Regions from separate parts of the Homo sapiens genome. Here region 1 is linked to region 2. Evidence: read pairs that join two places in POLR2A ChIA-PET (ENCODE). Cell type or tissue: GM12878. All regions are shown on one strand. Region 1 overlaps INO80D (INO80 complex subunit D). Region 2 overlaps CCNYL1 (cyclin Y like 1).

Region 1 (2,500 bases), 1.6 Mb before region 2:
CTGGACCTCTCTGCAGCATCTGACACTGCTGACCACTTTCTCTTTCTTGAAAATCTCTCCTTTCTGACCAGTCAGTGAGTTCTTTTCTCTTGACCCCCTTGCTTCCATGCCAATATACTCCAAGGTTCGTTTAATCTTACTTTACAGGGGTGCAAGATGAAATGCCTACATGGGCTGGAAGAGTAGGCCAGGGGCATTCTTTGGCATACTTTGCTCAAATCATTTCCAGCAAGTTGTTGCAATGTTTACAAAAAAAAAAAAAAAAAAAAAAAAAAAGGTTGACCCAGAACTTCCAGCTCTTCCATGTTATTAAAAGAAGATAGGGCCAAGCACAGTGGCTCAGGCCTGTAATCCCAGCACTTTGGGAGACCGAGGCAGGTGCATCACCTGAGGTCAGGAGTTCAAGACCAGCCTGGCCAACATGGCGAAACCCTGTCTCTACTAAAAATACAAAAATTAGCCGGCGTGGTGGCACGCGCCTGTAGTCCCAGCTACTCAGGAGGCTGAGGCAGAAGAATCGCTTGAACCGGGGTGGTGGAGATTGCAGTGAGCTGAGATCGTGCCACTGCACTCCAGCCTGGCAACACAGCGAGACTCCATCTCAAAAAAATAAATAAAAGAAGATAAAAATCCAAATTTCCCCACAAAATACCTTAATTGTTTTCATGTCAGCAGCTCCTTTAAACTTTTGAACATATGAAGGCCGGGGGTGGTGACTCACACCTGTAATTCCAACACTATGGCAGGCTGAGGCAGAAGGATCACTTGAGCCCCTTTGTTTGAGCCCAGCCTGGGGCAACATAGTAAGACCCTGTCTCCATTTAAACAAAAACAACAAAAAAAGAAAAAGACAGCCAGGCGCGGTGGCTCACGCCTGTAATCCCAGCACTTTGGGAGGCCAAGGCAGGTGGATCACGAGATCAGGAGTTCAAGACTAGCCTGGCCAAGATGGTGAAACCCCGTCTCTACTAAAAACACAAAAATTACTGGGTGTGGTGGTGGGCGCCTGTAATCCCAGCTACTCGGGAGGCTGGGGCAGAGAATTGCTTGAACCTGGGAGGCAGAGATTGCAGTGAGCCAATCGCACCACTGCACTCTAGGCTGGGCAACAGAGTGAGACTTTGTCTCAAAAAAGAAAAGAAAAAGACATGTAACCCTAAGTTATTTTATAAATCTGTTTCCTCATGTATGAAAAGGTACTGAAGAAAAATCAGAAACCATCACAAAAAGTGTGGGTCAAACAAAACATTTCTATAGGCTTTATCTTTTTTTTTTTCTGAGTTAAGTTCTCCCTTTGCCACCCAGGCTGAAGTGCAGTGGTGTGATCAAGATTCACTGCAACCTTGACCTCCTGAGTTCAAGCGATCCTCTCACCTCAGCCTCCTGAGTAGCTGGGACTACAAAAATGCACTACCACACCTGGCTAATTTTTGTATTTTTTGTAGAGACAGGGTTTCACCACTTTGCCCAGGCTGGTCTCAAACTCCTGAGCTCAAGTGATCCGCCCACCTTGGCCTCCCAGAGTGCTGGGACTACAGTTGTGAGCCATGGTACCAAGCCTACCCCAGGTTTCAAACCAAATGTATACAACTGCATATGTGGATTTTTCTGGAGAAGTGTCCAAGACTAAGAACCACTGACTAGCCCAAATTTGTCTACTTCTACCATTTCAGCAGCCGTCTGTGAGGATGAGTCCCACATTTACATCCAGTCCACCTATGAGATCGCCTTACCTCCTTAACATGCCTCTGCCACTGCTACCTCCTCTCAATTGCCATTGCCACCACCTTAGTTCAAACCCTCTTCAAATCTCTTGTCAGGAGCTGCCTCACTGGTCTAATTACAGTCTTGTCCTCCTTTTTCCTACTCTGTATAACTCAAATCCTCTAAATCTCAAGTAATTTATGTGGCCAAAGACTTTCAGGGTCTGCTTGTCACGTAAAAGAAATCCAAACTCCTTCCCCTAACACAGAAACTCCTTAGGACCTGGCCAGACTGACCTTTCCCTCTCACTATTTATTCCCCTCCTCCTCCAACTCCTGGGAGGTAACAGAACCACAATTTGCAACACAGGATACTCTTTTGTCCCTAAACTTTGATTCCTACTTACAGGTCACACCTTATGGAATGCCGAACTCCTCCCATTCGCTTAGGACAGAAACTTCCCCTGCAAAGCCCTCACTTTAAAACCTAGCCTGCCCTTTAGGCCAGAATAGAAGAATATTCCTCCAGGCTAAGCTATTACTTAACATTCACATTGGCATTGTAAATGTCAGCTTATTTTTCTTCTCCAATAGACTAAAAACTCCTCAAGGGCAGAGAACGTGTCTCTATTGCAAAGCTCAGAGCTACAACAGAGAAGCTAATCTGTTAAATGAATGAACCAGCAGCTGCTCCTACCAATCAAGTCAGGTAAACATGCCCAGGACTCTAAAGTGAGCCTATCAATTCTACAAACTGCTCAGTGCCTTCAAAACCATGCAACACTACCGTCCACGGG
Region 2 (2,500 bases):
TGAAGGTAAGTTAAAGCAAGACTGAACACTGACATAGAAGGAGGTAGAGCAGTGTTTCGGAAACCAGATTTAGGATTGTCAGAAGCTAGGAAAGCAAAAGCAAGGCATGAGTGAGCATGAGACTGGAGCTTGGCTGGTACTGTGTGACCTCAGATGAGGCAGGGCAGCTCAAGACCCATCAGGTAAGACTTACCTGATGGGTGGAACGTGTGAACTTAGATAAAATCTCAGCGTTTACATCATAGTTGAGAGGTTTGAAATGTTTGTGTTATGGACCGTAAGACTAATACAGTGTGCAGTATGGTAGAGCAGGTCAGTAAATGCAGTAAGCCTTTAAATAAACAGATGCCCAGCAGTTGGCCCAGAAACTGCCAATGTCTCCTGTTTAATTGGGATATATTGAAATCAATATGTTGAACTCAATCTCTTTCTCTGAAATATGCTGCTTCTGTCAGTTACTTTCTTGGTTGCTGCCCTCTCCCTTTAATATTTTGACAAGAAAAATAATTTCTTTACAGTTTACAATTGCATAATTTTAACACTTTTAGCCTTTAGTAATAATGCATTTCATTTATTCTAAGTTCCATATTTTTACATTTTTAATTAACATCTGTGAAATTGAGATGGCTGATAGATTCAAGGAGAAGCAGTGTTCAATGTCAGTGGATCTTACAGATTTCTTCCCCTGAGGGGGGTGTTTATATTAAGACCTGAGTTTAATTTTTTTTTGTCTTACTTGCCCCCCATCATACTATCATGCTTTCGAATTAAGTTGCAATTTAAATTGATAATACAAAACTGGTGGGTCTTAAAATACAATTTTATACATAACCCCTAACCATGATATCAAAAACTATTTCTTCTAGTTTCAAACATTCTTAGGAGTTTTTTGTTTTTTTTTTTTTTGTTTTGAGACAGAGTCTTGCTCTGTTGCCAGGCTGGAGTGCAGTGGCGCCATCTCGGCTCACTGCAACCTCTGCCTCCTGAGCTCAAGCAATTCTCCTGCCTCAGCCTCGGTGGCAGCTCCTGGCTGGCTAGCAGTGCTAGAGTACAGCCCTGCCTTTCTCCTTTGGTTCTTGGGAAGTCCCAAGAGAAATGTAATTGATTGGCCAGCTGTAAGTCACATGCCCACCCTAAAACCCCTGAGTTGAGGGAGTGCCAGCTTGTTACTTGGGCTTATTTGGCTTTTTTCTCTATATCTTATCATTTCTGTTATCCTAGTTGCCTTGGATTTTTTTTTTTTTTTTTGAGATGTAGTCTTGCTCTGTTGACCAGGCTGGGGGGCAGTGGTGTGATCTTGGTTCACTGCAACCTCTGCCTCCTGGGTTCAAGCGATTCTTCTGCTTCAGCCTCCCGAGTAGCTGGGACTAGAGGTGCACGCCATCACGCCTGGCTGATTTTTTTGTATTTTTAGTAGAGATGGGGTTTCACTGGGTTGGTCAGGCTGGTCTCGAACTCCTGACCTCATGATCTGCCAGCCTCAGCCTCCCAAAGTATTGGGATTACAGGCATGAGCCACCATGCCCAGCCGCCTTGGATATTTCTTATATTTACACAGTAGCACATCTTGGTTTTCTTATATTTAAATACATAGTAGCACATCTTGATTTGGGGCGGGGGAGGTGTGTGTGTGAAGCCTGCTCCTCTTTGATTTTGGTACTTAATTTTCCTGGACTTCATTGAAAATTCCTAATTAAACTTTATCATGACATAGGTACTGATTCATAATATGGCTTCTTCTGTAAACATTAGTTATTTTTTAGATTCAAATGGTAGTATATTTGCTTTCTTTTTGAAAGGAAGTAGTCATGAATCCTTTTAGAAGCTTTAGGTAGAGGCTGGGTGTGGTGGCTCACGCCTGTAATCCCAGAACTTTGGGAGGCCGAGGGGGGCAGATCACAAGGTCAGGAGTTTGAGACCAGCCTGGCCAGCATGGTGAAACCCAGTCCCTACTAAAAATACAAAAATTAGCCGGGCATGGTGATGCGTGCCTGTAGTCCCAGCTAGTTGGGAGGCTGAGGCAGGAGAATCACTTGAACCCGGGAGGTGGAGGTTGCAGTGAGCCAAGATTGCACCACAGCACTCCAGCCTGGGCGAAAGAGTGAGACTCTTCTCTCGGAAAAAAAAAAAAAGGAGCTTTAGGTAGAGGCAGCTGTGAAAGTCTCTGCCTGTCATTTTGTGCACAAATGATTTTATTTTTCCAAATAGCTTAAAATTGTCACGTCATCTTTTCAAGATGTGGAAAAACTTCAAACATAATTTTTGTGTGGGTCTTTTACATAAGAATAGTTTCCTCTAAAAGCAGTTTAAAAAAGTTGAGTGAAGGACTTTCCATGGAGAACAAAGCAGTTGGTTTAGGTATGTAAGTTTTTAGTGATCTGGCAGTACTATTAAAATGGATGATTCATAATTCATTTTAACCAGGAAGTCCCAAAATTATGTTCATATAAGATTCTAACCAAATTACTTGGAAGAGAGAAAAGGATTCTAGGTAGATAAA

Evidence for each region. Peaks named below come from ENCODE experiments on the same cell type or tissue, not always from the same donor. Only the 100,000 strongest peaks of a DNase experiment are listed, where the experiment ranks them.
Region 1: POLR2A ChIA-PET joins it to region 2 with 5 read pairs; 5 of 35 experiments call an interaction of 5 or more read pairs at or near these places.

The regions. Positions count from the first base shown.
Region 1 is chr2:206,077,813-206,080,312 of GRCh38, forward strand. All of the region lies in intron 1 of INO80D (INO80 complex subunit D), which reads right to left. Among named protein-coding and RNA genes, the nearest start is that of INO80D-AS1, 5.6 kb to the right of the region's middle. In GM12878, no CTCF peak of the experiment used is centred here; no DNase peak of the experiment used is centred here.
Region 2 is chr2:207,720,843-207,723,342 of GRCh38, forward strand. All of the region lies in intron 1 of CCNYL1 (cyclin Y like 1), which reads left to right. Among named protein-coding and RNA genes, the nearest start is that of CCNYL1, 10 kb to the left of the region's middle. In GM12878, no CTCF peak of the experiment used is centred here; a DNase peak (open chromatin) is centred at 1,115; H3K27ac peaks cover 263 bases.